Linked DNA regions of Homo sapiens: regions 2, 3 and 4 are each linked to region 1. Evidence: chromatin loops called from intact Hi-C (ENCODE). Cell type or tissue: endothelial cell of umbilical vein. All regions are shown on one strand. Links, peaks and the distances in the headings refer to the core of each region. The heading gives the core; the rest is flanking DNA.

Region 1 (8,351 bases), core at 160-8,159:
CCAGAAGACAGATGGAGGGGCTATTAGACACAATTAAGCCAAGTCTCAGAGAGGCTAAAATGAGGTATTTAAGACTGTATAGTCTGATGACACACCACTCATTAGTCACCCAGTTTAGTAACAGTCCTTCTAATATGCCATATTTTCTCTTAAACAGTTGTTAAAGCAAGGGACAGGGTGGTTGGTCTTCCTGGGTTGAAGGCTTACTATATGCAAGATGAATTTGAGGTACTGGGCGTACATTACCTCTGTAGTAAAGGTGTGTGGATATTAACTTTTCTTAAAATTTAAATTATATTTTCAGTGTCCTAAAGAAAAAATTCTACCATCAGCTCTCCTGGAAAGCGAGAAATTGGGTTATAAAGCAAATGTTCTACTCCTTATCCCAATTTACCTTCCATAGTCTTAAAGCCAAAACCTCAGGTACTGGTCATATCCTGGCATGAAAAATAATTAGATTGCACTTACATAAAGGAGGTTATGAACTGAGCCTTTTCAGACTCCAAAATGTTCTAGACAAAAGCAAACAAGCTAAGGATTTGTTCCCTATCAAGAAAATTGTTCATCTATATCCCCTCTCATTTCCTCAATATTTTGACCTTACCCCAGCTGGTTAGCCAGCCCCACAATCCATTTAGACTTTAGAACAGAAATAAAATGCATACATACATACTGTAGCTGTAATTCAATTAATCTTCTCCTTGGGTTTCCTCTGCTCTGTGCCAGGGTCATTTGTAAGGCCATCACTCAGTCCAAACTGTTGCACCTGTGCTGCTATTGAAACACCCCTTCCTCCCTTTCACCCCTCCCTCGCCTCTATCCTCCCAGGCACAGTGCCCTAATCACCTTTTTCCCAGGCACAAAAGCTTTCCTTTGCAAGAAGGAATGTCAGAATTCCCCCAAGCATTGGCAAGGAAATATTTAAATGTAATCAGAGGATCTTCCTTTGTTTTCTTTTTTTTTCCTGGGGAAATTAATCTCTCTAAGGTACTGGATGTATTCTTTTGCTCTTCCGTGAGGCAACATCATCATACAGTGCTGAAGTGGTCACAGCTTGCAAAGGCTAAATATTTTCTTCTCCTTTGCTGCTGACATAGATGATACGTGCCTGGTTTCCTCAAGCATCTCTAATTGAATACTTTGCTTCATTTAAATTGTTTTAAACTTGGCTGTGAGAAATGTGTGTATGTATGTCCCATCCCTCCCCCACGTAGAATATGAATGCAGACTGGCAGCTGTGGCTCCCCTAATAGCTGCCCTCTCCCAGCTGTAGTCCCTTCAACTCTATCAAGCTTGAGAAACTTTCCAGTCCAGTTCTCTCCAGTCATTGCCAGACTTTGAGTTTCATATAGTTCCTAGGAGAAAAGCTAGACTCTGTTATATAGCTTTATAAGTTGGAAGAGCTTTTAAAGTCAAACTAGTCTTACTTAAATCTCTGCTCCACCACTTGCAGCTGTGTGAGCTTAGACAAATTACTTGACCTCTCTGAACTTCAGTTTTATTATTTGTGGTAGGACAAAACCAACTGCATAGGGCTGCTGTGAGCATGAAATGGGATTTTATACATATATATATTCTAGTATAATCCCTGGCACATACTTGTTTTAAGCATTTTTTTTATTTTCTATATTTTATGATGTTCTAATATCTCAGAAAGCTTGCTGGCCAGGGAGAGACTTCACCTCCCAGGAGTAGCCAATTCTTATACAAAACAGGGGTCTCCAGGGAGCACCAACCAATCCCGAGTCTACAGCCTCAACCATTTCCTTGTCTAGCTCTCACACATAAAGCCAATATTTCCACACCCCTGAATAACTCTAGGGAACAGATCTATGCAACTAAAGACCACCTCTATGCCCCAAAGCCCCCTAGAATTATTGAAACTGCCAACCTTAAGCTCTTCGCCCTGCCCTGCCTTGCCTTTCCTGCAGAAACCCCAATAAAGGCTCTAGCCTCAGCTTTCCCCTCGCTCCCACTTCTGCTTCCTGGCACTGGAACCTCCTCCATGGTCCTGAGTTGCATGCCTTGCCTCTCATTTCCTGGGGAGCTGTGAGCAGCAGTGAGCCTTTCTTTTAATGGCATTACCTCTCTGTGTCGTCACACAGTCATACCTCTCTCAGTTACACTGCGGGTATAATTTTAGAACAGTATTTAATGAATGTGAACATCTCCCCTTCCCATATTGTCATTTAACGATTCCTGAGTGTCCATAAGTTGTAATTAGATATAGTGGACACAAACACAGAGAATTTCACTCCATTGCTATCAAACCAACAAGATGTAGACAGACCTGAAGGCTTGTTAGGTAAAGCTCTGCGGCAGTGGTTCTCAGGCTTTAGCTGGCATCAGAGTCACCAGGAGAGTTGTGAAAACCCGGATTACTGGACCCAACATCCAGTTTCTGATTCAGGAGGTCTGCGTTGGCCTTCCAGAATTTGGATTTGTAAGAAGTTCCCAGGTGCTATTGCTACTGGCTCAGGGACCATATTTTGAGAACCATAGCTTTAGAGGATGTGAAAATGAGCAGTTTGGGGAAAATAACTGGCGTGATAGGATAAACAAATATCTCAAGTTGAATAGAATCAAAGTTTTGGAGTTTGGGGGAAACATCAACAAAGGAGATCCCTGCTTCACAAAAGGTGCCTAGATTACTTAGGCAGAGTTCCCAGAGTAAAACACGCTCTCAGTCTCAGAGAAAGAGCCACTCGGAGAATTTTCTGTTGTTTGTTTTGTTTCTGGATTTTTTTAGATGTCCATTGTTTATTTCCCTTTCCCTACATTTTTTGGCTAGCAGGGTCAATATGAAAGCTTATCATTTATCCAGCAGAAGTAAAGTGCTCTATAGTCTGCTTTGGTGATAAACGGAGGCCAGCGATGACTTAAATTATCTACTAACATTGTAGTGCGGCCACAATGAGTGGCGTGAGGAGGCCTCATCAGGCCATGCAGCTGACCAGCCTGTTGGGGAGAGAGCCCCACAGCAACTTGCACTGACACCCTGGAAAGCAGTTCTGGGGGCGTTAGCACTGACTCATTGAATCTTCACTAGAATTCTTTGAGGTAAGTATTTCAATCTCCCCTCTACTAGAAGTAGAAAACTAAAGCTCAGGGAGGCATTCAGCCATTTCCCCCAATTATTAAATGATATCACCTGGATTTTTCAGGTCTGCCTGCAAGACTATTTCAACTCTGTTATTTCAGTTCCCTTTTCTGTGAAATGAGGAAGCCTGAACTAGGAATCTTCAGTTCTTGCTGGCTCATTCATTCTGTGATTTTCCAGGTTTTCTCTTCTAAATGTAGAGTGATTTTTCTTTTTTAAAATAGTCCACACATTCCCAACACAGGCACATAAATAGTGTCACTCTTTTAAACTATCACATCAACACAGAGCATTTAATAACAACAGCATTTTTTCTCCCTCAGCTTGGTTTTAAGCCTCTATTCTTTGGCAGGTCTGTCTTGTCCCCAGGTTTCTAGGAATGAACTAAAGGAACTTTTGCATCTGCATGAACTAATAGCCTCTTATGAAGCAATGTGGGCTGTAAGTAGAGTTGCCAGAGTGAGTCAATAAAAAGACAACTAGTTAAAGTTTGAATTTCAGATAAATAACAAATAATTTCTTATATGTTTACCCCATGCAATATTTGGAACATAATTACACTAAAAAGTTATTCACTATTTATCTGGAATTTTATTATTATTTTTTTTTTTTTGAGATGAGGTCTTGCTTTGTCACCCTGGCTAGAGTTAGGTGGTGCAATCACAGTTCACTGTGGCCTCAACCTCCTAGGCTAAAGCAATCCTCCTGCCTCAGCCTCCCGAGTATTTGGCACTACAGACTCACACCACCACGCCCGGCTAAATTTTTTTTAATTTTTTATAGAGATGAGATCTCCCCATCTTTCCTTGGTTGGTCTCAAATTCCTGGGCTCAAGCCATCTGCCTGCCTTGCTTTCCCAAAGCTCTGGGATTACAAGCATGAGCCACCGTGCCCAGCAGAAATTCAAATTTAACTGAGCATCCTGGATTTTATCTGACGGCCTGCTACAAAGCCTCCCTCAGAGGTCATCCCTGGGCTCTGTATTGTCAGGAAAAACAAGGAGTGGGGAGGGAGCTTAGAAACTGAACAATGCATGAGGTAGGAACAATGAAGAAAAGCCTTTTCCCTCCTCCACGAGCTGTAACTGCTGCTTCCTTCTGCACATTGCACTGTGGTCAGGGAGCCTTGTTAACTACAGCTCCAACACCACTTTATAAATCATTACTCACTTCCTGTCCATTAACATTACCAAACAGCAGGGGACAACTTGTAAGCTATTATCCTGTAGTCAAGCCCTTGCATCAAAAACATTAGCTCACCAAGTATATTTGTACATTTTAGTAAGGATTGCTCTTTCCTAAGTCAAGTTTTAAATCTCCCCCGCCAACACACACACTATTTCCACCTCTTTACAACTGCATACATGTAAATACCCTGACTTATCTTTCTCTTTTACTACATCATTATCAAATAACCAAATTTCCCTATTCTTACCATGATCATCAATAGAACAAAGGTATTAGTAAACACCAGAAACCATCAGATAATGCAAAAAGACAATTCAAACCATGAGGTCTGCCCCCTGGGAACTTCTCTAGGTGCTATGGATACAAAGATGAACAAGACACTTTTTTGTGAATCCATTTAAAATATTTGGGAAATTTGGCCCGGTGCGGTGTCTCACGCCTGTAATCCCAATACTTCAGGAGGCCAAAGCAGGCAGATCACTAGAAGCCAGGAGCTTGAGACCAGCCTGGCCAACATGGCAAAACCCCATTTCTACTAAAAATACAAAAATTAGCTAGATATGGTGGTGTGGGCTTCTAATCTCAGCTACTTGGGAGGCTGGGGCTAGAGAATTGCTCCACCTGGGAGGTGGAGGCTGCAGTGAGCCAAGATCTTGCTATTGCACTCCAGCCTGGACAACAGAGTGAGAGTCGGTTTCAAATAAATAAATAAATAAATAAATAAAGTATTTGGGAAATTTAAATGATTTGGAAAGGATTCTTCAGGCCTCTTGAACTACTGTGAATACCTGGTGCCCACTCAATGCACAAGTATCCTTTTCCTGGAATTACTTCCTCCTCCCTGACAAGTAGATGCTGGCAACAATCTCAGTGGATAATTTGTGTCTCTGATCCCTTGGCCACGGCAGATTGTACCAGAACATAGGCCTGATAAAAGCAGTGTCCATTTTATTTCTCACCTGGGAATTTGAGATTCAGATTGAGAAACAGCTACTCAGCCTCTGAGCATGGTTGGAACTAGGACTTGGTAACTGGAGAGCTGTGGAAGAACGGGTTCTGTGTATGGATTCAAGATGTGGAAAAAGCCAGTGAAGGGAGAAAAGGAGAAAGCAGACAAAATGAAGAGAGAGTGGCTTTTTCTCCCATTCATTCAAAATACATTTGTTAATGGCCTTCTGTGCATGTATGTGTCAAACACAGTTCTGAACTCTAGAAACAGAGGCGTGAAGAGGTAAAATCCCTGCCTAAGAATGACAATAAATGAGAAGATAAATAATTAATAATATGATATATCAGATCAGTGCTAAAAAGAAAAATTAAAAATGTAACCTTTATTATCTAGAAATAAAAAGTTCTACAAAGGTGTAGGGCAATTTCAAATGGAGTAGTCAGGAAGACCTCACTGAGAATAAGACATTTGAGAAAAGACCTGAGGGAGATGAAGCAGTGAACATCTTAAAGGGAGATACATTGGCACTTTGGAGGTACCTTGAATTTGAACAACTAACTTCACAACCTAAAATTTAAAGTACATTTGCATAACATCCTCTAAGATATCATCTCTCTCCTTTGCCTTTGACAAGTATTACTCAAGCACCCATTGTATATCTACTGTGTGGAGTCAGGACAGACAAGTGGATGGAGTGGATATGGAGTGAGTAGTGGCCTGGGAGTGCTGACATCAGCGAGAGAAACAGGCAGAGTGCAATGCAGGGTATCACATGGCAGGATGAAGGCCTTCGGGTATAGAGTACTGGGTCACAGACCTACTTGGATTATAATGTTTACAGCCATCTCCATGCTCCACTCCACAACTATGCAGGACAAAATAAGAGGAGCTACCACCACTCAAGCCTGTCCCCCACTTCCCAGAAAGGAGGTAACCTAAGGAAATGTCAATATTCAGTTAAAACATGGAAGCGGTAGTCTAGAATCTAGGTCAGAAAAAGCTACCGTGTTTAAAGACCTTGTGTGAATCGGAAGCTGAGAATGTTTCATGCTTATTGAGGGTCTAAAGATAAAATATTGTTCTCTTGTTTTAAATAAAATGTATTAAAAGAAGGGCTTCTGTATTTATGGGAAATTAGACTATATTCCAACTTCAAATCTATATTTTTATTATGCTATGATGTCATCATAAACAGCAAGTGACATTCCCTTTGGGTGAAAGAATAAGGCATGGCAAACTCAAGTTTTCACAAGTTAATAGGTAAATTACCCTCACAGTGGGATAACTGAGACCAAAGAGAAGGGAGGCATAAAGAAGTTAAAGAAAATAACAAGAAAGAACAAATCATTTAGATGGAAGGGGGGATGGAGGGAAGGGATCTGAAATTGAGGCACTAGAGCAGCTGCTGGCAGCCCAGCATCCAGTGTATTATGAGGAGAGGCTGAAGATCGGAAAGGTTCTCTTTTCTCTGGGAGCCTGCTAATCTTCAGGCACTACCACAAATAAGCGATATATCTGAATTATTATGAGCATGCAATATTTTGAATGACTTCAGGCTTCATTAGGTTACGGTACCACATAAGTCATGTCACACTGTACTTGGATGAGCTGGTACATATTTGTTCCTTTCCTAGAGGTTAAAATATGTTTTATTTTTTTCAGCTTCTTTTAAATCTGTAAATAGCAAGGCTCAGAAGACTGCACTTTGTCCAATGTATCAAAATAAACCTTGGCCACAGCTATCATTGTATCATAGCAGGGTCAATATGAACCAATAATATAATCCTTCAAATCATAATTTGGTTCCAAATCATTTTAGGTTTAGGATTCAGTGGGGGAGTGGAGGGGAAGGTTGCAATACCAAATGAAAGGAGAATACATTATAGAATGAAGGAGAAAACCAAGGTGGGGATGGCAGAAGTGGGAGGAAGGTAGAGGGCAGGGACCATCATCACACCAAGGGCATGACTCCAGCATGGCCCCTTCCAATGCAGCCTGCTCCAACTCACCTCTCCCCTGAGCTCTAGAGAGAATGATCTACTTGCAGATGCCATCACACCTGCTATTTTGAAATATTTCCCACATCCATGCAGTTGGTCTTCCAGCTTTATTTCTCAAGCATCCTGCCCTGTTGTACAACCACAAGCACTATCTTTCAAGATACAGTTCCATCTCCACCATCTAGAATTGTCTGAAATATTTGCCTCCCATTCCAGAAATGGAGAATTGACCATGCCCTTCTTTGTCTCTCCTTTCCCCCTTCTCCCAATCACATAGTCTTAACAGAACAATTATATTTTATTAAACTTAGATGTCAGATCCCTTCCTATCAGACTTAAAGCTCCTTGAGGGCAAGAATGGTGTCTTTTTCATTGTTACTTACCAGGATCTAGCAATTAAAAGTCAAGCAGTCCAGTTATATACAACTTTAACTCTCATGACATCAACTAATATATTTTAGATAATTATCTGATCAATTGGGAAATTCAGGCTAAAGTAGATGATGTCTTCTTTCCAAGTCCACAAACTGAACTTTAACCTCTGACCATGATTCCAAGTACAATGTGTTTGGAAGATGCTAAAAACTAGATTCCAGCGGACATAGGGTCATGTGGGCTGCTTCAGCTCTTTTTGGAAGAAAGGGAATAAAGTGAAGAATGTTCAATTGTCAGTTATTTACACTCAAAAGACCGGAGGAAGAACTGTGTGTGGTCAGAAAATTAATCCTTAGCCCTTCTCAGAGGAAATTCATTTCAAATCTTGATCTCCTTAATTCTAATTTAGTTGTACCCACTAACTATTAGATGGTTCAATGCAGAAGTTCCGTAGTTACTTCAAATACAACAGTAGCAAATCTGAATCCATCATTATCTCACTTAATAATCTCTTCCTGTCAATAACCCCTCACTCCCTGGGCTGCATGGCTCAACTATTGGGATACTGTTAATTCTCTCCTCTTTTTCACATCTCACACATTATGATTATCTTACATATGCATCAGGCTTTAGAGTTTTAAAAACACCATCATATATAAATTGTCTCATTTAATCTTTGCAGTAAACCTGCTCAAGATTTTTTTTTTAAATGAACATTGGAAAAATTGGCCAGGTCAGTA
Region 2 (8,351 bases), core at 284-8,283, 93 kb after region 1:
ATCATTATATTACAATATAAAATCATTAAGAAAAGCAGGATTTAAAAGATTTGGGAATAAAACAGTTGAATGCTTATTCTGGTTTTATATACTCTAGAGAATTTGAGTACTTTTCCCTCGCTTCTTATTCAGAATTGTCTCCTATTCTATATCCCCTGCTTATTCTTCCAGATCCATGAAAATAGACCATAATTTCAATCGTCTGTGATGACAAAGGAACTAGACCAATAATTTCCATGGTTGAATAAGCTTAGAAACTAATGCCTAGTATAGTCTCCGCTTATAGTTTCACAATGCACATTTGCATTTTTAAAACTATGGAAAATTCTACAAAAAGAAAACTTGTTTATCCCAGGGTTTCCCACATGTATATGACTACAGAAACGTTTACTTCAGTAACACCTTTGGATACCCATTAACACTACGGTTTTTTCAAAAGGAATTTCAGAAATGGTTTAACAATTAAATAAATTTAATTAAATAACCAATTGAGTGAGGGTATTTGAGTGATGATTGAGTGAGGGTGTTTATATTTTAGAAAATACCTCTTTCTAGCCAGGCCACAGTGGCTCATGCCTGTAATCCCAGCACTTTGAGAAGCTGAGGCAGGAGGACTGCTTGAGGCCTGGAGCTCAAGAGAAATGAACAAAGTATTAATAAATTGAATGGTACATTTGAGTTAGAGAAAAGTTTAAATTAAGAAATAGTTCAATAATGCACATTTAGTATTTGGAAGAAACTAGTTTGTGTATTTGGGATTCATGCCCTGGAGGATCTAACTTTAATAAATGAAATCGTAATTATTTTAAATTAATTAAAATAAATCATTTTCAATGAATTTATCATTAATACTATTATTCATTTTTTAAAAATTGCCCCAAGTACTAATGTAGTATTAATTCCAAAATAAACATAATTAAAAATAATAAAAATTTAGTAAATTCTCATAACTGGTTCAAAATACGTGTTGAAGAAAAACAGCATTTTTACATACATTGATTTTTTTTAATTGATTCTCCAAGCATAGCTACATTTTTAAAAAAGAAAAAAAAAATGACTCACACACCCTGGATTCCTTTGATTGTTGAACCACTTTTCTAATATAAACAGAAGCAGTGAGTAACACTCTAAATGGTATACAGCAATGTTGTTCTACAAAATGAAGATTAATACCAAAATAACCTTTCAGTTACCTTATATATTTGAATTTCAATTCTGTCAAATAATCAAAACTTTTTCCTTTCATTGTAATATGTATATAATCCTTAAAATGTACTTGCATTTTAGTTTTATGTCTAGAAAAATCTCTATAAATGGATGTCATTAGAAAAGCTCATACGCTGTGATATGCCCATGCCCACAAAAGCAGCCTTATTTCTTTTCACCCCTTAATCCATTTGTCCTCCAGCAAAACCAACAATCTCCCAGGAAGATTTCCTTGAGACTTCTGCTCCAAACTGGTTTAGACACCTGACCTCTAACTCTCAGTGATATCTCATGCCTACCTCTTTTACTTCCACATTTTATCATAATTATCTGTTTATCTGTTCATCTGTGGAAACTCAAAAGTTGAACAAACAAGTGATTTAAAAGTTGGCCAATTATTAAAAAGTCAAAAAACAATAGATGTTGGCATGGATGTGGTGAAAAAGGAAAACTTATACACTACTGGTGGGAATGTAAATTAGTATAACCTCTATGGAAACAGTATGGGGATTTCTCAAAGAACTCAAAGTAGATCTACCATTTGATCCAGCGATCCCACTACTGGTTATCTACCCAAAGGAAAAGAAACCATTATATCAAAAAGACACCTGTACACGTATTTTATCATAGCACAATTCATAATTGCAAAGATATGGAGCCAAACTAAGTGTCCATCAACCGATGACAACATAAAGAAAATGTGGTATATAGACACCCTGGAATACTACTCAGCCATAAAAAAGAATGCAATGTTGTCTTTTGCAGCAACCTGGATGGAGCTGGAGGACATTATTCTAAGTGAAGTAATTCAGGTATGGAAAACCAAATACCATATGTTCTCACTTATAAGTGGGAGCTGAAATATGGGTTCACAAAGGCATACAGAGTGGTATGATGGATGTTGGAGACTGAGAAGAGGGGGGGATGTGAGGGATAAAAAACTACATATTGGGCACAATGTACACTTCTCGTGTGATGGGTGAACTAAAATCTCAGACTTCATCACTATACAATTCATCCATGTAACCAAAAACCACTTGTACCTCTAAAGGTATTGAAACTAAAAACAAAATTTTAAAGATGGCAAACTCCTAAAAGTGAAATTATCATGTAATACTTATAAGATAATCAAAGGAATTAAGTGACGATGATGTTTTAATAAACACGATGTCCTGCTGGGAAGAACGTGGAGAGTGTTATTGCTTCTCTGAAGGATTTTGCCTTTTTTTTTTTAATTAAGTAAATTCTATACCCATTTTTTCCAGAATTTTTTTTTTTAGTTTTACTTTAAGTCAATGATATGAATTAGATAGAATTCTAAGTAAATGCTATACCCATTTTTTCCAGAATGGTTTTTGTTTAGTTTTACTTTAAGTCAATGACATGAATTAGATAAAATTCTCAAGCTTTCATTAAGACTTTAAGAGGCTACCACCTGCCTCCATGGCATTTAGCATTTCACAGACTTCCTTGCATTACCGTAACAAAATGTTCTCATGAGGAAGCAGCTAGTGCTGATTTATATTCTCTACCCTTTCTTTAAAATTGAGACCCCATATGATACTCTTCACTGACCCCAGATCTTCTTGCACTAGTCCTTGTGAGAATGCCCAGCATATTCAGTATCTTGAGCTGAAAAAAGAAAAATCTCTACAAACTTGCTTGGTTAAGAGAGTGTAGGCCCTTGGAGAGTAGAGCCCAAGAAAGTAGAACATATCTGATAATCTTTCTCAGTGCTAGAGTTCCCTCCTTTCTTTTTCCACCATAAGCCCTCATTTCAGCAGATCCAAAAAAAAAAAAAGATTTTTGGAATCACAGGCCTCCTTCCATTATAACCATCATCAGCTTTGATATTACCAGATACTTCCTCTAGTATTTTATTAAAAAATACTGAGTCTCTGTGATATCTCTTATTTCATGACAACGTAGTTTGCAATTTGCCTAGTCTCACACCTGGGAAGAAGCAAGGGCATTTTATTGTATCAGAGCAAACATTCATGTAAAAAGCAGGAGAAAAAAGACCTTTCACTTTTAACCATGAACAAGTTCTCACCCTCCCTGTGCATCTAGTTTTCAGGTGAAGATGAGTTGACCGAAGTGCATGTGGCTGATCCAGCTGTTGCACCCTCCATCCAGTATAACTTTTGTGCCGTTGCCTTTGGTGCAACCCCTTGACATGAAACCACAGTTCTTCCAATAAGCAGAGTGAATGTGAACACATGTTGGCAGAACTGTGCCATTTACAAAGGAAGTGGTGAGATATTACTGAGGAAAAGCTAGACAATGCTGCACCAGCAATCTGATCCCGCTCATTCTTTCTCCAAAATGTAGTTTCCAACTCTGCAGGAGTAGTGGCTGTGAAATACATGGGAAAGAGTTTGAAAAGTATGTATCCCACATTTCACAGCACTTTCCAGGATTTTACATTTCAGTATAGACAAAAGTAAGTGTATAATGCTTGTAAATAAAATTTACAAACCAAACAGAATTTTGCCAAACAAGAAAGTTGTTTCCCTTACAACAGCCCAACTTGTGATTTCATTAACAAAACTGATATGTTAGTTCAAATCAAATATCTCATATCATTAAACCATCCACAAGCAAATTTGTTTTACATTAACAGTTGAGTAACCCTGCAGAGAGTGCAAGTTCAGGGGAACAGAAAGTGAAAATATAGTCTTACCAGCATGATTTAAATTAATTAAACAAGCATTAGTACCTTCAAGCAGTTACACACTATTACTTTAAGTCTTTGGTGGGGAAAGCTATGATTTACATGTTCAATCATTTTAATACTTTCTATGAACCAGATGTTACAGTAGCTTTGTTAGCTGATGCCATAAACAAAAGATACAGTTGAAAACACATGCTATAATAATTAAAATGTTATTATGCTGACACCATCTTTCTTCTAGGATCTTGTAACATCTGTATTGACTGTGATAAGCATTGATTATCTGGAATGATGTAAAATATTTGGGGAGTTAATAACAATCAGGAATTCAGTACATGCTAAGACAGCAAAGATAAATCACAGGAAATACAGATCAAAGCAGGTTTGTGAATAAGCTTGTTTTTATAGTTAATGACTCACTATAAAGTACATATACACATTTCTTTTCTCCAATGAGATGCACAAGGAAATGCCATAAAGAAACATCCCGTCCTGTGTAGCATTTCTGTACATCTGTCGAATTTCCATATGTAGAGAGGAGGATGTCAACACACAGCACTACAAAGACTGAATTGATCCAATCCATCAAGTACTTAACATGCACTTTTAAAATCATTAAAAAGTTCTTTGAATTATTAAGACCTATTTCAAAAGAAAAAAAAAAGCCCACAACTTATAAATCTTGCATTTCCTGGGAGGTTAATTTAAGGATGCTAGGGTCAGCAGTTATCCAGTTCTAGCAAAGATTCTGAAATTTCCCTTCAAATATGGCCTGATAGTGAGTCATTTTCTTTTTTTCTTTTTTTAAAGAAAATCTCACCCAGCATCACCAAGTGGATGCCTTACCCTCTTTGAGAACCTTATTTGAAGAATAAATTGCTCAAGGCACTAAACTGGGGCTCTTTTCAGTTTATCAAAATAGACACAGAAATAACTGACAGTCTGTGATCTATTTCTCACGTATATACATATAGGTGCACAGAAGCTTTGTATAATATAGAGTAAACCCTTCAACGTAATCTAAAAGCTCATCACCATCAGCCTCCCACCTTCTCTCTAGCCTCACCTATCACCACTGACTATCTTTCCCAGCTACTTCCAATCTCCTTCCTGCTGCACTTCACCATAGCCCTTATAACCACAACATACTTCCCTCTCCTGCCTGCCTATTTAACTGCCCCTGGGTCCATTCCCAACATGATTTAGTCTTCATATCCCCTGGAAAGTCTTGTGTGATGCCCTCCACTTTGGGTCAAGTGCATTTTTAAGGTGTGCTCCCACAGAACCTTATACTTACATCTTCCAAAATATTTATCACATTGTATCAAAATGGCCATTTGTCTCGTCTGTTTCCCCACAAGTCTATGAGGTCTTTGAAAGCAGGGGCCACATTTTATACATCTTTGTATTTTCAGGAAAAGTATACAGCATCTACTAAATACATGCTCAGTGAATGGAAAAATAAGTCAATGCCACATTCACCCACATCGTATAATTTGACTCTGAGAAAGATCCTATCAGAGATGTCTTACATCCAGAATACAATGAGGAATTATTCTAAGCATGTTCTAGGGATGCAGAGTATCCTAGACTGGTTCCAACACTTTAGAGAGGATTTGGATCCTGTGAGTTCTCAGAACAAAATGAGAAGAAGCCAAGAGGAAAACTAAAATCCGTCTAGATTTGTACCCTAGAACAAACCTAAATAGGTAGTCAATATGATAACCAATATTTTCCAAATAACATAAACTAGTAAAATGCTTCCCAAACCTGGCTGATTCCACTCCTGAGTGGTTACTGTAGAGATGGGGATTGGAGGGAGAGGACAGAAAAAAGGGAGTAGAGGAGGGTGGGGGAAGACACATGTCCATGGTAAGACAGATAATAGAATGTCCATAGCTGCTTTATTTATAATAGCCAAACATTGGAAACATCTCAAGTGCTCCTCAACAGGTAAATAGCTAAACATTTTGTGGTATATTTATAAAATTAAATACTATTCAGCAATCAAAAGAAAGAAACTACTGATGCACACTACATGGGCAAATCTCAAAAACATGATGCTGGGTGAAAGAAGCCTTACTCAAGAGTACATATTGTGTGATTTTATTTCTATGCAGATCAGAATAGGCAAAACTATGGTAAAAAAAGAAAATTAGAATGGTAATTGCCTATTCTGGAATGGGCCACAAGGACACTTTCTGGGGTGATGATAATGTCCTATATCTACATGGATATAATCTGTGTAATCTGTAAGTTACACAGGTATATGTGTATCTATACATAAACACACATATATATTTGTCAAAATGTACCAAATGGCACACTTAAGATTTGTACTTTCCACTGTGTGTAATTTTTGCCTTAAAAAAATCACAAATAATTCTTGAGTTCTAACTAATGATATACCTGCTGAAATGTTTAGGAGTGAAGTGTATTGAGGTGTTTAACTTATTTTTAAATGTATCAAAGACGGGACTGATGGATGGATAAAAGAATGGAAAGATGAAAAGATATGTGATAAACTAAACGTAGCAAAATGTTAGTTGTAGCCTCTAGGTGGCCAGTATATGAGTGTTCCTTGTAATGATTCTTTCAACTTTGTTGTATTTGAAAATTTTTTATGACAAAATAGTAAGGGTAGAGTATATATTCTAATCCTTCATCCCAAATTACTCGGGGGCAGGGAACCGAGGTACAATCATGTTATTTATCTACATTGTGTTAAGCTTTCCAAGTGACTTTGTATTCAGCAATCAGCTACAGGTTGATGCAATTAATATTTAGGACGTACTGGAATTTGTCCCAATTTAATAATGTTGTGAGAACCCACATCCCAACACACAATTTTTTCTCTCACCTATCACAAATTAATGCCTGAAATTCCACCAATCTAGATTCACTTCACGAGGGAGAAGTAAATAAGCCAGTAAATCAATAATTAACCCACAGTGAGAAAATAAGGTAATGGAGCCTTTCCAACTGGGCGTTACCTGAATATGCATTTTCATGAAAGCTAAGGCAGGCCAAGAACAGAAAACTGAGGGGAAAATGTCTTCTCAGAGAGAATAAGAACATCTGAAAGTGCCCTTGACAATCTTGCCTCCTCTCAGCTGTGCCTGAGAAGTACCATACAGTAAAATAACCAAAACACAGCAATTGATTGAGATACTGAAGAAAAGCTTTTTTGCCCTTTTGGGCCTCAATTACTTTAGCTGTAAAACACAATCTTTCCTGTTATCCATAATGGTTACAAGATAGGATTGACGGATGAAATACAGGATGCCTAGTTAAATTTGAATTTTGGATAAACTGCATATATTTAGTATATCTATGTTTCCATTATTGTATGGTACATACTCACACTAAAATATATATATATATATATATAATTTACCCAACATTCAGGTTTAACTGCGTATTTTGTTTCATTATTGTTTTATATTTGTTTTTCTGTCTGTTGCTAAATCTGGCAACTCTATTCCAAGGGGACGTGAATATTAGAACTTCAGCTCAGATTCAATGCTATTTTGACGAAAAATTCCTTATGACTGAGAAACCAAAGTGACTCATTTTGAAAAGTGTAAGTATTATGTGTAAAAAGGTTTTAAGTGCATGATGCAAACGGAACTTTTTTTTTTTTTTTGAGATGGTGTCTTGCTTTGTTGCCCAGGCTGGAGTGCAGTGGTGCAATCTTGGCTCACTGCAACTTCTGCCTCCTGGGTTCAAGCGATTCTCCTGCCTCAGCCTGTCAAGTAGCTGGGACTACAGGTGCCTGCCACAATGCCCAGCTAATTTTTTTTTTTTTTTTTTTTTTTTTTAGTAGAGATGGGTTTTCACCATATTGGCCAGGCTGATCTCGAACTCCTGACCTTGTGATCCACCCGCCTTGGACTCCCAAAGTGCTGGGAATACAGGCGTGAGCCACCGCGCCCGGCCACAAATGGAGTTTTCAAACTGTAAGCCATTCAGATGAGGCATCCTTGTTTGCAGTAAGACCAATGTCTGATTCTGCAGAGGCTCTGTAATTCACCACTGTGCCCAGCTGAAAAGGAATGGTGGATGCTTCTATGACCTTTATGAAGATAAATAAGGAAAGAAATGCCACAAGATATGTGAATCAATGCAACTGTCTCCATGTGTAAAATGTTGCACATGGTTGGGGTGAGAATGGGGAAGGATTCTTGGCTTGGATGAATACATCTACTTCATACAAATTGAAGAATTGTTTTAACCGTGTTCAGCTCCAACCGAATGCCTCCACCTCAACTTAATGCAAGCATGGGATGTTTCTTACTCATCTGAAGTCAGAGTAGGTTCAAATAACAGACATTAAATCCCCACCCTGGAATCTGGAAGAGGTCACTGGGGCTAACTGAATACTCCATTGTTTTATTTTAAAATTCTGTGTGAAATGGCCACCGATAAAAAATGAGTTTTTCCTTAAAATGCTGACTGAATCTGTTTTGCA
Region 3 (8,351 bases), core at 150-8,149, 52 kb after region 1:
TTCCCAATTAATGGCATTCTTAAATATGTGTAGCACAAATACACAAGCTTTTAGGGTTTCCTTAAGTATGTTAAGGCATAGTTAAAAAAAAAAAAACTTAGTTATTTTTATTAGACAAAATTGTGTTTCTGAGCCTGGGTGAACTGCTTAAAATTCCATATAAGTTCTACTTCTTTTCAACTGAAAAAACATATTCTCCCATAGGGATGTGGTAAGAATAAAATGGAGATAAAGCAAGTACAACATGTAAGTGTTAATAAATCGTGACTGTACCATTATTAGAGTATATTATTATGGAATGGTGTATATGCTCTATACAAGAAGACAAAAAAGTACTGAAATCACGCAATTACATTCTCAAATTTAAATGTAACACACATTAGTTGAGGATCTATAGTTCCTGCTTTTAAGGAATTTACAATTGAGTGATGTAATCAAAAAAAGATGTCAAGGTTCATTTGCATTAAGAAAACAACTAGTGTACATGGTATTGTCTAATTGAAATCTGGCCTACCAGCATTTTACAAATGATGGCTTTTGTAACACAGAGAAAATATTAATAAAATCTAATTTAAATTTCTTTAGAGAGCAGCTTTTTAAAATAATTTTAAAATTATGGAATTAATTATTTGATTGGATCAAGTAGTGCAGTTTAAAGGGTTTATCATATCTGTTTATAAATGGTTAATTATCTCTTTGACTCAAAGAGTTTCATTTTAAAGCTCCAGTTGAGACTGTCACTCTCATTCGCCAAATGAGAGACAGATTGCAGTTAGGAATATTCTCATTTGTTTCAGAATGAAATCCTCTAGCCCATTTTTTCCTTTTTCATCCTTCTTCCTGCAAAGATTTATTTTCTAATTTGTTTCCTCTTTTTCCCATGATTGATCATTTAGGGCCTGTTATTTCACATTCATTAAGACCTAGGTGAGTGCAGAGCGTACCCTGCAGAGGACATTGAGGAATTTTAGCTCAGTAGCTACTGGTTGAAGTGGGGTTTATTTTGCCGTTGTTCTGCTGTTGTGGGATTAAGAGGTTTATTTCACTCATCACTTTTCTCTATCTTGTCTGTTAACATGTTGGTAAACTTTCATAAATGCTTTGAGTATTCCCTGTACCAAGGATTAGGCAGACAGTAAGAGACAATAATTATAAAGCAATGAGATAAGGAATTATTCCCAAGCACGGGCTGATAAAGCATAGAAGATGGGCTCAACCCACCTGGAGACAAGCTGAGGGGAAGGTATTTTGAAGGACATGACACTTAGGGTCTTAGAAATGAATAGATATTACCCAGAAGTGTGAAGTGTATGTGTGTGTTTGTGTGGATATAAGCTGGGGTTGGGAGCAGGGTGGGCTTTTCCGCAAAGTAGAAATGCATGAGCAAAAGGCACACACAGACATGAAACAGTGTGATGCTTTTGCTGTTTGGTGGAACTGAAACTGGAGAAGTGAGTAGGTATGCATCAGATTATGAAAAGCATTGTATGAAATGTTGGGATGTATAAATCATGTCATGTATTTTTAGAGAAAGAGAGAAATAGCAGGAACCTACACTCACAAATGCCCAATCCCACCTCCAGAGGTTCAACAAAAGTATGTCCAAAAGTTCATGAAAAGAAACATGCCATATTTATTTTTCCTCTATTTATATTTATTCCCTAGGTGATTGTGTTTAATCTTATGACCTTAAATACCATACGTATGGTCTTAACTCCCACATATTCATCTCCAGCCTCACCCTGTTCCCTGAACTCCAAACACATCCAAATGCCTACTTGATATTCCCAATCAGATGTCGAATGAAGACCTCAAACTTAAGTCCAATACAGAAATCCCATCACCACCTCCCAAACTGTTCCTCCTACTGTTCTTCTCATCTCATTAAATTAAAACTCCAACCTTCTAGTTGCTCAAGAAAAAACATTGCCTCTCATCTCCTTACCTGACCTATCAGGATATCTTGCTGGCTCCTTTCTGAAATATAACAAGAAACCAAAAGTTTCTCACCTCCATTGCTACCAACCCAGTTAGAGCAACTATCATCTCTCACCTAGATTATTCCAGCAGTCTCCCAACTGAGCCCCCTGCTTGTAGGCTTGCCCTTCTAGAGCTGATTCTGCCCACATGGCTCCTCCCAGGGGCTCCCCACCACGCTTAAAGCCCAGAGTCCTTACCATGGCCTGAGACGACTCTTGCCTTGGCCCCTGCTACCTCTCTGACCTTATCGCCTTCCCCTCTACGCATTGCTGACTCCACTCCAGCCTCACCAGCCCTCCCTTGCTGTTCCTCAGACACACCTCTCACACCACTGCTTCCAGACGCATTCACTTGCTATTCTCTCTGCCCAGAGAGTGCTTCCCATCGTGCCTCTTTCTCATTTCTTTCAGATCCCTTTTGAAATGTCATCTTATTGTTGACTTCTGGTCCACTCTGTATAAAACAGCAATAGCTCCCTGCACGTGTACGCATGCGCACGGGCACACACACACAGATGCACATGGATGCACACGTACAGAGAAAGAAAAGAAACAGCTGACTATCTCCTGTAACCTGCTTTATTTTACCACAGTTTTCACCATCATCTGCCTGTATATGTATGTGTATGTATACATCTATATCTACACTAGTAGTTTATCTACTGTCTGTTTCTCACCACTAGAATAAAAGTGCCATGTATACTGGCATTTTGAGCTATTTTGTTTGCTACCAGATCCACAGCTCTTAAAATAATACAATACTCAACAAATACTTGTTAAATGAATGAATGCCGCTGGGTGCGGTGGCTTGTGCCCATAATCCCAGCACTTTATGAGGCTGCAGTGGGCAGAACACTTGAGCTCAGGAGTTCAAGACCCGGCTGGCCAACATGGCGAAACCCTGTCTCTACATAAAAGAGAAAAATTAGTAGGGCATGGTGGTGCACACCTGTAGTCCCAGCTACTCAGGATGTTGAAGTGAGAGGATCGCTTGAGCCCAAGGAGGTGGAAATTGCAATGAGCTGAGATTGTGCCACAGCACTTCAGCCTGGGTGACAGAGCAAGACCCTGTCTAAAAAAAAAAAAAAAAAAAAATGAATGTGAGGTTCCATCCCAAATGGATACTCTGGGTTCCTTCTGCCTCTATCCTCCTACCTCCTACGCTTGCATCTCCAACTTATAAGCTTTCTAACAGCAAAAACCAAGTTTCATTCATCATTCATTCTTCATCTGTATATCTCAAGCATCCGGCACAGTCTCTGGTATATCTTGCCATTCAAAAAGAGACAAAAGTGGTTTCACTGAGGCATATACACTTCTGAAACACAGTAGCAATACGGTCTTCATTACTTTAGCCAGAAATAACTTCTTTATCTTTTAAACCCACTCCCTAATCACAACTCTCTCTCTCTCTAGCTTACCATTCTAATGATGAGGACAGCATGACTCAAGGCAATCCATGCAGGAAGATGAATCATAGTCTCTTGCCCAACACAGCAGCCCAAAGCCCACTTCTTCTCCTCCATCACATGAGGCATGATTCTGCAAGGGGACCAGAGGTAGATTTACTGTGAGGCTAACGAAGTTTAAGTAAGAGGGCTCCTCAATTTCAGACATCTTCTAAAGCTCCATGCTTAACCATTTATCCACAATTACTAAATCTACTCATCTTAAAACTCTAAAAACCTGGTTGAAGTGGGAATTTTCCTAATACAAACTGAAAAAAGCAAATGTCACCCATCCTGCTTTGGAAGGTGCCTGTACTTGTCACCTTCTGACCTCTTACCTGCTTGGCCATATCTGTGTTCATCCTTCTACTTCAATTCTACCTTGTTTAGAAAGGTCTGACCTTGACATTTTCTAAATTTAGATTGGTTTTCATCTCTTTTCTTATGATTACACATAATAATTCTCATTTTCATTTTTCTTCAGAACTAGTTAACAAGTTTATTTCTTGAAGATTTTGCTTCATACAATAATCAGATAATTTTTATTCTGCCAGGTTTCCTTGTGATTCATTTTTCTCATTCACTGAGTCATAGCAAGTTTCATACTATTGTTTTCTTTTCCTCCTTCTACATTTCTTTTTCTAATGTATAGGCTCAACCGTCAACTTCTCTCAGTGGAATCTCTGATTTATGGAGGAGGCTACCGTTTGTCAGCTTTATCGTTCTTTCTCTGGACTGCTATTCACTGTTACGTTTCCTTTCAAGGCCTGACACAGCACTTGACATTAGAGGCGCAAGATGAATAAATGAAATGTAAATCTAAGGGAAGTTACCTTTGAATGGCATATGGTGCCTGCTCCCAGAAGGAGTTAAAAGCTGCCTGTTCATTCATAAATTCAGAATCCCTAAATTGTATTATTCATAGACTCACCCGTAACATAAAGTTGGTATAAATTTAACATGTATAGAGTGAAAGTTAGAACCTGGCTTGCCCTGTGGACTTCATCTAGAGTCAAGAAACTCAGGGGATTCTCAGTTTCTTTAAAAGATTTTTAAAAAGAAGAACTTCAGGTCTTCAGAGTAAAGAGCACTTAAATTTATAAGGTTACACATTCAGTCAGCCAGGATTTTATTTATTGATGTCCAAGGCTTAACAGGAATGAATCAAATGCCCTGACATCTAAAATGTGGGATTTCTGGTTGTCTCAGCATTTTACATCCCTATAAACTTCCTTCTAGAACATGATCTGTATTTTAACCAACTGATTTTTGTAGAATTTCAGGAGGGAAAAATGGTTTTACCTTAATAACTTACAAATCAATACAAAGAACTTCACATAGAGCTATTTTCACAATTTTCTCTGAAAGAGCCCGTGTTTAATATATGCATAACACATTTCCTCGTGCTAAGTAGAATGCTACATTCACGCTGTTCCATATTTCCTTGCCAGTCCTTTTCCACAGAGCCTCTAATTTGCTCAGAAATCAATGAAATAATAGACACAAATGAATGAGAGAGCCACTTCTCTCTGGGTCTTCTTTCCAACTGGGCCTGGGCCTAACATAAGGGAGTGACATCCTTTCTCACCAAGACACTTGAGATTTTTTTTTTCTCCTTTCACTTCTGACTTAAAATTCTTATCATTGAGAGTCTTGTCTGGGTCAGAGTGGGGCAGGTACTACCAACAACAGGGCTTTGAGCCTGAGGTCTACTTTTTGCATTAAAAAGGGATATTAGTCAGAGTGAGGGAGAACTTAAAGTCATATGAACACCAAACTGGAATTTTCTCTTTGATTTACCCAAAAGAGTAGAAGAGACTTAAAAAGGGAATACTTCTCTCCATATAATATCTGTATTGTTCAATTATGTGTCCATTAATTATTAAATATTCTTTACCAGAAACAAAAAATGGCCTTTATAGTTACCCCCAATTTTCCTGATAATGTGAATTACTTTTTCAAAGAGCAAATGAAGAGACAGACTTCCTTTTTTAAAGGAAAGCAAAAGTGTCACCCCCATAAATATCGAAGGGCAGGGGAGGGGAGGTTCTTGGGCTGTGGTTGATGAAGAGGCAGGGCACAATGAGCAGGCATGGGGTCCAGGGAGCAGAAGCAATGAAAAGACCAAAATGGGAAGAAGAATCTTATATCTCACTCTGCAGGGCCATGTGCTGAGCCACCTGTGAGTGGAGTGACGGTAGGCTGTTGGGGAATAGGGATCCCAAGGTAGACACCTAGAGGTCAGAGCATCCTGGTGGTGGAAAGACTTGGATATGAAAAGATGCCCATCTTCATGGGAGAGAACAAGAAACAGCAGCAATCAAGACAACTTCTAATTCATTCCCTACTCTCAACTATTCATTTCTTAACTCTCAGTCATCTTTGCATACCCTAGATGCCTCAATAACTCCCTTTCTGATGGCCTGTGTTACATAGCATGGACGAGGAAACCCTAGATTTTGTATTTCTCTACTCCATTCCAGGAAACCTCCTGAGAATATAGAAATGATCAGTGACTATCATTTTTTTACATCCTCCTTTACACAGCATTATCCTATACACATTATCCTAGACACAGCATTATCCTATACACAGTATCCAAACAATACAGAACCTCCCTAACCCCACCCTACAAGATTACTGTAGACTTCCTTTAGGGGGAAAAAACCGTGGAGACAAATTTAGCCAAGCTACTACTCTGTGACAATCAAACACAAGTTGATGAAGTTTTCACATAAAGGAAACCAGCAGTTTGCCCAATGTCTAAAGTTTGGAGATGAAGAACAGAACTTAAAACTGGGACCTAGAGCTGCAGGAAGGAAGCAGGAACAAAATTTTAACCGAGTTAGAAGGTTTATTGAGACCTCTAGGCATCAGTTAGTCTTTTATCTTATCTAGGACTGTGTTTAGGATACAATTCAGCCATCTGGGGGTTGCTTCAATGAGCTTTGCACTCCAACACCTAAAGAAAAAAAATACCGGCTACTATTTGGAAGTCTTATTTGAGCACTCTTTAAAATTCTTTCCAAAATTAATGAGGGCATATAGTACATAAAGATGCACACAGGGAGGCAGGCAGCATCGGGAGACAACTGAGCATCTCACATGAATGCAGCTGCTAAACAAGTTCATGACATGCATAAAAATGGCAATAGGGTTATACCTGCGGGAACACCTCAGAGGGGCTTTAAACCCTTGAGCAAAATTTAAAAATTTTGCCTCAGACTTTCTGGTCTCTTGTAATATTAAACCAACTATTTGTGCCTGCATAAACAGTTCATTTCATTTTTCTCTTTAATTATATATTGTGACTGCTGAATATTAATCTCACCCTTTTTAAAAGGAAAATGTATATTTTTGTCTGTCATTCAGAGTTTTCATAAATCTTCAAGTTTGAAGCAGATTCATCCAATAATGCGTCACTAGCCCAGCTACCTCTGGTTGCCAACAGTCTATATGAATAGGAGGCAGAATGAGAACAAGGAGACCTTGAACTCATTAAATGGTTTATGAATGGTTCCCATTTCCAGAAAAAGTATAAATTTGTTTTCCAGATCCACTCTCTCTCTCTACATGTGTCCATGATGAGAGAGGCAGGCATTCTTTTATCTTACGGAGATTTTTGTTTTATAGAAGACATAAAAAACAGAAGACAATTTGTAACAATGAATTTAATGCTTCCAATATTAAGCTACAGTATAAATTCCTGCATTAATCTAAAACCATCTAAAAATTAATGCAACTATGAAGATAGCTATGACAACGTCCTATACTAACTCATGCCTGACCAGAAGTTATCCAAACATGTAATGAAGCAGTTTTTTCTGTCCATTTATAACTCAATAATTTACTTTTTCATTTAGAGTACACTTATGTCTGTTGAGTTCAGCTACCTTTTAGCCAACAAGTTTACCCTCCTTTTTCACCATGGCTACATATAGAAATACTACCTGCCTCCAGACCCAGCAAAGATGGAAAGAAGGATGAGGGATGCAGCAAGAAAATACTCTATGAGAGCACACAAAAAGAGGTAAGTTTGTAGAGTACCGCAGAGTCAGACAGTTAGGCATGACAGAAAGAATGGTTTAAAGACATAACTTTGGCTTTGGACCCAAGCCATAAATCAGGAAAGAAGAAAACTCATCTCCTATAACTTAGAATATGCAGACCACTTTTCAAATGCATGGTCAAGTTCTTTGCCAGTCTTTAAGCATTTGCAGACATAGCGCTTTCATGACTAACAAATGGTTTGTATAATTAAAACTGTTTTTTGAAAGCCCTCTGAATTTCAGAGCACACAGAATTATCCTTCACATAGTACTGCATCAGAACAATTAGGTAGAATCAGGCTGCATGTCAGTGCACAGATCATTTGTTTTATGATTAACTTAATTCACCATAATATTTACTTCCACTACTTACTCCCAAACAATATTGATCTGCTCTTTCCCAAAGCAGGTTATCCTGGTCTGGATCAAACCTGTCTCTGCTAGTAACAGTTTCTCTAGGAGACAGTTCTATTTTAAATGTTTCATAGGCCATCTAGTTATTTGTTCATTGTTAGGGATGGTGGGAGAGCTATAATAGACAAGCAGCCTCAGCTGGCCACTGGATGTAAGACTAGATCTGGCATTATTAAAAGGATAGACGGTATATTCTATGCCCTATGGAAAATAGTTTGATAATACATCTTGACCCAGAACTTATTAAAAAATCCATTACCTTTTTAATTCAAGTTCATAATACCCTTTGGAATTTCAATTTAGGCATTTCTTACCAAAATAGTAGGTAGCTTTATTACTGAACATGGGAGATAGAGTCTCTCATATTGACAACTCTCTTACATGAGGGTTATTAATTTATTACTGACAAACTCATGTTCTTACTCTTAAAAAAAAAAAAAGAGGGGGGTTGCACATCTTTG
Region 4 (8,351 bases), core at 247-8,246, 730 kb after region 1:
CAAGCATGAAGGGCAGTAGGACACTCATATGAAAAGCCAACTTTGTTCCTCAGTTATCAAGATAAGAAACCTGTCATTTCTCTCATTCACTCTGTCAGCCTTGAGATACTCCAAGCAGACTTACCTCTGTGTTGTACACCCCATATATCAGGAAGATGAAGAGACCCTGTAAAATAAAATGGAGGGGAAAAGCTGTTAACGCTAATCATTTCAGCAGTAGAAATACCTGAAATAAACTTTCCTGGGAACAGACAAAAGAAGACACACTTCATCAAGGTCAATTTATTTTCCTATTTTTCAACATTAGAAGGTGTACCTTGAGCATTTATATGATAACATAGCAAGCACATCACTTATAATGGTTGTGCTATTCAATTCTTTAGAAGTACAAAATAAAAATACCATCCCAAGTACAAAGAATATTAATTAGAAAAATCAATATACCAGTTCTGAAAGATAGCTGGGTAATGAAAAAATTAAACTCAGGAAATGTTATTAAAGTAATCATAGAAATAACACTAAGCATCAGTATTTCCAAGCACTGTTTTAGACTGTAGCAACTAGAATATATTTGTTACAATCTTCAACAGGGTTAAAATTAAAAAAAAAAAATTATAAAGCAGCTAAAAGAATAAACTTAAGGTAATAAGTATGAATAGGTTTTGAAATAATACTTGAAATACCAGCTCGAGATAAAATTTCACATTACCATCTGTTGTGAACTGCATACATTTTTATTGTAATCTATATATGTAACAAATATTCCAAAGATGTTGATTAGTCTTTAGCTTTAGAAAATGCTTAATTAATTAGAAAATATAAATTCACTTTTAACTCTAAAATCTTAACTTTTAAAAGAAAATAAAACTATATGCTTTAAACTTAGAGAAAACAGACAGCAAAAAATTTTCACTTCAGTGAGGAAATAAAAATCTACATTGTAGTATTCTTGTTAGGTACTAACAAGCCAAATATTAAATAGGAGTCTGTACTAAATCTAGAAATGGTTCAAATAGTTAAGTAATATGATTCTTTCAAAAGTAAAATATTAAAGGAATATTTTAATATTTGTTTATCTCTGAATGCTTAGATTTTACAGATAATGGAAACAATCCCAGAACAAAGAGATTGTATAAAACTAGTGATTCTTGTTTTTATTTAGTTTCTTTTTAAATAGACTTTGTTTTTTACAGCAATTTTAGTTTTACAGAAAAATTGATAAGATAGTACTCAGGCTGGGCACGGTGGCTCTTGCCAGTATTCCCAGCACTTTTGGAGGCCGAGGCGGGCAGATCACCTGAGGTCAGGAGTTCAAGACCAGCCTGGCCAACATGGTGAAACCTCGTCGTTACTAAAAATAAAAAATTTGCCGGGCGTGGTAGCACATGCCTGTAATCCCAGCTACTAGGAAGGCTGAGGCAGGAGAATCACTTGAACCCGGGAGGCGGAGGTTGCAGTGAGCAGAGATTGCACCACCGCATACCAGTCTGGGCCACAAGAGTGAAACTCCGTCTCAAAAAAAAAACAACAAAGAAAGATAGTACTAACAGTTTGCATATATCCGATACATCCCCAGTTTCCTCTATTTTTAACATTTTACATTAGTATGGTATATTCATTATAACAAATCTAATTCAATACTACTACCTTTATAATTTCTGAAACTAAAACTGTTGCAATACATACATTTGTTTTAATAAGAATGATTAATGAAGAGTTATGAACAATAAACAATTTCCATTTTGATAATAAACTTTTAAAAATTCAACTATAGCTACACTTTTTTTTACTGTGTATACACGATGTCCCAAAGTTCAATACCAACACTCACTTTCCTCCTTCCAGTAGCCTTGGTCAAGATCCATTTAGTGCAGACTAAATTCAAGCCACTCAGTACTTGAGTTTAGTACTCATTTTATAGGCTACTTGTTTGCTCCAATTCTGGATAATTCTAAATAGTTAAGAAAAAAAAATCTTTTTTCTGATTTATGTAAAAACTCTAAGATAATTAAGAGTCCCTCTTCCCTCAATAATTGTTAATTTTTTATTCCTTATTTTGCTGCATAAATAAAAATTTAAGAGTAAGTCATTCAAATTTTAATTCTATTTATGAGATAGGAATATTTTGCTTTGTACAATAGATGAGTTCCTGAACAAATAAAATTTCCTGAACAAATAAAATTTCCTGAACATTGAACAACATGCATTATTATTTCCGTATAAGAAACCCAGCTGTTTATGTGAAATCTATATGATGCTTTGAAAATCAAAGAGCTAACCAGGTGCAGTTGTTCACACCTGTAATCCCAACTCTTTGGGAGGCTGAGGCAGGAGGACTGCTTGAGGCTGGGAGTTTGAGACAAGCCTTGGCAACATAGCAAGACCCTGTCTCTACCAAAAATTTAAAAGTTAGCCGGGCGTGGTGCTGCATGCTTGTAGTCTCAGCTACTCAGGAGGTGAGAGGATCACTTGAGCCCAGAAGTTGGAGGCTGCAGTGAGCTATGATCGCACCACTGCTCTCCAGTCCATCCTGGCAACAGAGTGAGATCCTATCTCTAAAAAATAAATAAATAAAAAGAAAATCAAAGAGCACTTTAATAATGGTATAATCACCCTTGTAATTTATCTGTCTTGTAAGTTTTATTTTTTCCCCACGTTTTGGTAAACTGAGAAAGTAGAGTATGCTTCATATTTTTATTTACTACACTACCACGTTACTTATTATACATTTTTAATTTTAATACATTTAACCTTAAATGTAAAATGATCACAACAAAAATATTCCTTTTGAAAATAGGATTTAGAATTTAAAAGGATTTTAGATACAGGCAGCTTCCATCTCAAAAGCTTTTTTCTCTTTTTGCCTGTCCTCAACAGATGTACACCTAACAGCATGGTAAGGAAGCCCCAGAAGGATGTTTCTAAAGACCATGAGGGAGTCTGAAACCTGAAATCATGCCAAGGACTCTCTGCTTCTCTTTCACTTGGGGTGTCTATCTGATGCTGCCACAACCAGTTGAAACGTATAACATTAACAATAAAAATTAGTTTTTTTGTAACTAATTTTATGCCCCATAATTGTATGCCCCACACATGATGTCTTTTTTCTCCATTAATTTTACCAGGTATTCACAGTCATGATCATTTAGATCTAATGCCACAGAACTTCATAAACCCTTTACTACTAGAAAAACATCCTATTTTCTCAAAGGGAAGAATCACAACAGAAACAGCTAAACATAAACATCTTAAGCCATACTATGAGCCACTTTTAAATTCCTGCAGAGAGGATACCTTTAAAAACAGCTGGAAGGAACCAACTGCCAAACTTCAACTGGCACTGTGATTTCTGGAACTCCTTATAGCAACATTCTGTCCTACTAAAGAGTCAATACTGAAAGTATGTCACATTTCTGAATTGAATGATCTCTCATGTCTGTTAGGTGGTTTCTACTATTCCATTTATAGAACAGTTCATCTGTAATGTATTAATATATGAAGTATTTTCTATAGAGGTACCTATTTCTCAATGCTTTAGTCACAGTAAAAATAACATTAATTGGGCAGGAAGCATCCAAAGTGTAGCTGGATTCCTGTAGCATGCGTGTACTTTATGGGCAGGGGCCAGGAGTTGGGAAAGAACACCAGGATATTACATCTGATACTGTACAGAAGTTAAAAATAGAAACTAAGGGAAAGAGAAAAAAACATTCTTGATGATTTCATTCTCATTTATCTATGAAACATTGAAAACTGAGGCGACTTTGTAAATATTTACACTGTTCTAGAAGTCTTGAGCATTATCTGCAAATAGATTCAGTGGTTGACATCAAGTCTGTTGTTATATTGATCTGTACTTTTACAGTACACTTCATGATTGTTACAGAATCAATCTTTTTTAAGTGGTAATATTTTCTTTCTTGGCAACAGAAAGAACAGGACAGGTGCCCCATACATAGCACATTGCCTCCTCAGGAATAAGAATAGTATTAACAGTGCTAATATCTGGATAGCTCTCTCAAGCACTTTCATTTACATAAACCCATTTGTTCTTCACTACAACATTGCAAAGGAGGCAGTGTGAGTATTATTAGCTTTATTCTTATATATGGGGATTTTGAGGCTTGCTCAAAGTGCCACAATGCTGACAAGTTGGCAGAGCCAAGGATTACTGTTTGACTCCTAATAAATGCTCTTTCACACACATTGTCTTAAATAGACACCTTCATAACTCTTTTTTTTTTTTGAGACGCAGTCTTGCTCTGCCGCCCAGGCTGGAGTGCAGTGGTGTGATCTTGGCTCACTGCAAGCTCCGCCTCCTGGGTTCATGCCATTCTCCTGACTCAGCCTCCCGAGTAGCTGGGACTACAGGCGCCCACCACCATGCCCGGCTAGTTTTTTGTATTTTTAGTAGAGACGGGGTTTCACAGTATTAGCCAGGGTGGTCTGCCCGCCTCGGCCTCCCAAAGTGCTGGGATTACAGGCGTGGGCCACCGCCCCCAGCCAACAACTTCATAACTCTTAAGTCACTAGCTTCAAGATAATGCAATTGGTGAGACTTTTCAAAGCTCAAGTTTATTAAAAGCATATTGCAGTTTGATTAGCTCATAGGGTTAGGGACTCAGTATTTAGTAATAGGGCTTCAAGTAACCCTGGTCCTCCACCTAGCAAGTACAACAAGAAATGCAGTTGGTAACAATGATTTTCAGTAGCTATGGGCCAGTTTCTGCCTCTTGTACTTTCCTTATAGATTCTCATTCAATGACGTATACTTTCTGGTTGCTGGGAAACTTACCTTTTGCCATCAAAAAAAGGCTGCTAGGTAACCGTATTGTCAAATATTCTTATTGTCATCATTTACTGAACTTTTTTGAATGTATGTTACTATGCTGTGTACTTTTATGTATTTACAAATCCTGTTCCAATCTTTCTTTTTTTGTTTGTTTGTTTTGTTTGTTTGATTTTGGTTTTGTTTTGAGACAGAGTCTCACTTGTCACCCAGGCTGGAGTACAGTGGCATGATCTCGGCTCACTGCAACCTCCGCCTCCCAGGTGCAAGCAATTCTCCTGCCTCAGCCTCCCGAGTAGCTGGGACTACAGGAGCCTGCCACCACACCCAGCTAATTTTTTGTATTTTTAATAGAGGGGGTTTCACTGTGTTAGCCAGGATGGTCTCAATCTCCTGACCTCGTGATCTGCCTGCCTCAGCCTCCCAAAGTGGTGGGATTACAGGCGTGAGCCAGTGCACATGGCCCCAATCTACTTTCTATAAACAATTCCCGCTTTGGGGATTACATCCTATAGAAACAAAAGCGTTAGTGTGAAGGATATGTATTTTTGAGGTTGCTTGTTGCTGCATTGTGCACAGTGGCAAAGAACTAGAAACAACTTGAATGCCCTTCAGCACGAGAACAACTGAATAAATTGTGGTATCTTTATCCCTTAGGATATTAGGCAACTAAAAGAATGAGTTGGAGCTATATTAGTCTGGAGGGATGTCCTTGCATAGTTAAACAAAAAAAGCAAGAGGAAAGATGCATTATGTTATATATTCTTACTTTTGTAAAACAAATAGCAAAACTCTCCCTTCTTCTGCCCAAATGTAACTATTAATAATTACACAGGAGAAAGATGTGCAAGGATGCACACCAAACTGTTGTCGTCGTCACTGGTTTCCTAATGGGAAGGATAAGAGGAAGAGGAGGTAAGTCAGAAACAAGTGAGACAGGCTGGGCGCGTTGGCTCATGTCTGTAATCTCAACACTTTGGGAGGCCAAGGCGGGTGGATCACCAGAGTTCAGGAGTTGGAGACCAGGCTGGCCAACATGGTGAAACCCCGTCTCTACTAAAAATACAAAAATTAGCCTGGCATGGTGGCGAGCACCTATAATTGCAGCTACTTGGGAGGCTGAGGCAGGAGAATCACTTGAACCTTGGAGGCGGAGGTTGCCATGAGCCAAGATCGCGCCACTGCACTCTAGCCTGGGCAACAAGAGCGAAACTCCATCTCAAAAAACAAAAAGAAAAGGAGAAACAAGTGAGACAGAGCAAACTAGAAAAACATGCTGATGTTGTCAAGAAAAGAGGTGGAATATAAAATTCTATGTATCATGTTACTGTAAATATAGAAAACAATCTGCACGCGAATAAGGATCGAAATGTAAGACAGACAAATGAAATATTGATTTGATTTGGAGGTAAGATTAGATTTTTTTCCTAGATTCTTATTTTAATATAAGGGCTATAATAAATTTGAACAAAAAAGTGGGTTTATTTAAAGTGTGTTTATTTTTTAAGTGGCCTCATTTTTATTTTTATTTATTTAGTTTTCAAGAGGCAGTGCCTCTCTATTTTGCCCAGACTAGAGTGGAGTAGCAATTCATAGGCAGGATCATAGCAACTGCAGCCTCGAATTCCTAGGCTCAAGTGATCTTCCTGCCTCAACCTCCCTAGTAGCTAGACTACAGGTGCCCAGCTAAAATGAATTTATTATATGTACTATAATGAAATTCCTGGTAGAATTATTTTCTCTTTTTCTGGGCTTCTGATTTTTTTCAAATTTTACTTCTAACTATCCTATCATATATATATAAAATGTATATATACATAAGTCATATATAAATATAAATATTTTATTTCTATTCTCATAGATAGATTTTCATATATATAATATATACAGATATATGTTTAGTACATACATATAACTATACCTATCTATGTATATCACTGGGTAGTTGAAAATAAAATCTGTTTTTGTTTAGTTTAGTTTAGTTTTGTTTTTGAGATGGAGTTTCGCTCTTGGTGCCCAGGCTGGAGTGCAATGGCCCAAGCTTGGCTCACTGCAACCTCTGCCTCCTGGGTTCAATTGATTCTCCTGCTTCAGCCTCCCAAGTAGCTGGGATTACAGGCATGCACCACTACACCCAGCTAATTTTTGTATTTTTAGTAGAGGGGTTTCACCTTGTTGGTCAGGCTGGTCTCGAACTCCTGACCTCAAGTGATCCACCCGCCTCAGCCTCCCAAAGTGCTGGGATTACAGGCATGAACCACTGCGCCTGGCCAAAATCTGGGTTTTTTTTTTTGTTTTTGTGTTTTGTTTTGAGACAGAGCCTCACTCTGTTGCCCAGGCTGGAGTGAAATGGCACGATCTCAGCTCACCTCAACCCCTGCCTCCTGAGTTCAAGCAAATCCCCTGCCTCAGCCTCCCCAGTAGCTGGAACTACAGGAATGTGCCACCACGCCCAGCTAATTTTTGTTTTTTTAGTAGAGACAGGGTTTCACCATGTTGGCCAGGACTGGCCTTGAACTTCTGGCTTCAAGTGATCCACTGGCCTGGGCCTCCCAAAGTGTTGGGATTATAGGCGTGAGCCACCATACCTGGCCAAAAATAAAATCTGAAAGAAGCCAGAAGCCCAGGAAAAGATAAAATAATTCCAACAGGAATTTCACTTCACTCCAGGTGGCCAACCCAAGAAAGAGAACGTGATGGGTTACTACATGGTTCCCACTGTCTGATAATAAGATCTATTTTTCACAAAAAATATTTCCTAAGAGCAATACTGAGTGACATAAAGGAGAATATCTTTCCTTTCTTTCTTTCTTTTCTTTTTTTTTTTTTTTTTGAGACAGGGTCTCGCTCTGTTGCCCAGACTGGAGTGCAGTGGTGCGATCATGGCTCACTGCAGCCTTGACCCGAGCTCAATCAGTCCTCCCACCTCAGCCTCCCTAGTAGCGGTACTACAGACATGCACCACCACGCCCAGCTAATTTTTGTATTTTTGTAGAGACGGGGTTTCACCGTGTTTCCCAGGCTGATCTGGAACTCCTAGACTCAAGTGATCCACCCACCTCAGACTCCCAGAGTGCTGGGTGTGAGCCACTGTGCCTGGCTAAGGAGAATATTTTAGATGACAGTTTTGCAGAAGAACCAAACAGGATCCAAAGGGGCAGTCGAGGGTAAAGGTTAAAAGCTAAGGATTTGGGGCCGGGCATGGTGACTCACGCCTGTAATCCCCGCACTTTGGGAGGCCGAGGCAGGTGGATCTCTTGAGGTCAGGAGTTCGAGACCATCCTGGGCAACATGGTGAAACCCCGTCTCTACTAAAAATATGAAAATTAGCCACGCTTGGTGGTGGACACCTGTAATCCCAGCTACTCAGGAGGCTGAGGCAGGAGAATCGCCTGAATCCAGGAGGTGGACGTTGCAGTGAGCCGAGATCAGGCCATTGCACTCCAGCCTGGTGACAGTGAGACTCCATCTCAAAAAAAAAAAAAAAAAAGGTTTGGAGTCAAACAAACTTGGATGTACTCCGGTACTCCGAGCTCTACCACACACTAACCCTGTGACTTTG

The links. Peaks named below come from ENCODE experiments on the same cell type or tissue, not always from the same donor. Only the 100,000 strongest peaks of a DNase experiment are listed, where the experiment ranks them.
Region 2: it touches region 1 in a loop (5-fold over the local background); 3 of 110 quality-filtered maps call a loop at or near these places.
Region 3: it touches region 1 in a loop (4-fold over the local background); 6 of 110 quality-filtered maps call a loop at or near these places.
Region 4: it touches region 1 in a loop (6-fold over the local background); 4 of 110 quality-filtered maps call a loop at or near these places.

The regions. Positions count from the first base shown.
Region 1 is chr1:199,687,507-199,695,857 of GRCh38, forward strand. No RefSeq gene overlaps it. Among named protein-coding and RNA genes, the nearest start is that of NR5A2, 340 kb to the right of the region's middle. In endothelial cell of umbilical vein, for the core only: no CTCF peak of the experiment used is centred there; DNase peaks (open chromatin) are centred at 1,015 and 4,205; H3K27ac peaks cover 3,240 bases.
Region 2 is chr1:199,780,057-199,788,407 of GRCh38, forward strand. No RefSeq gene overlaps it. Among named protein-coding and RNA genes, the nearest start is that of NR5A2, 240 kb to the right of the region's middle. In endothelial cell of umbilical vein, for the core only: no CTCF peak of the experiment used is centred there; DNase peaks (open chromatin) are centred at 1,115 and 4,285; H3K27ac peaks cover 2,484 bases.
Region 3 is chr1:199,739,318-199,747,668 of GRCh38, forward strand. It overlaps the pseudogene RIDAP1. Among named protein-coding and RNA genes, the nearest start is that of NR5A2, 280 kb to the right of the region's middle. RefSeq lists enhancers at 2,906-4,105, 8,269-8,351. In endothelial cell of umbilical vein, for the core only: no CTCF peak of the experiment used is centred there; DNase peaks (open chromatin) are centred at 3,464 and 4,134; H3K27ac peaks cover 1,505 bases.
Region 4 is chr1:200,412,488-200,420,838 of GRCh38, forward strand. No RefSeq gene overlaps it. Among named protein-coding and RNA genes, the nearest start is that of ZNF281, 6.6 kb to the left of the region's middle. RefSeq lists enhancers at 3,890-4,391, 4,392-4,891, 6,591-7,091, 7,092-7,592. In endothelial cell of umbilical vein, for the core only: no CTCF peak of the experiment used is centred there; a DNase peak (open chromatin) is centred at 3,624; H3K27ac peaks cover 2,857 bases.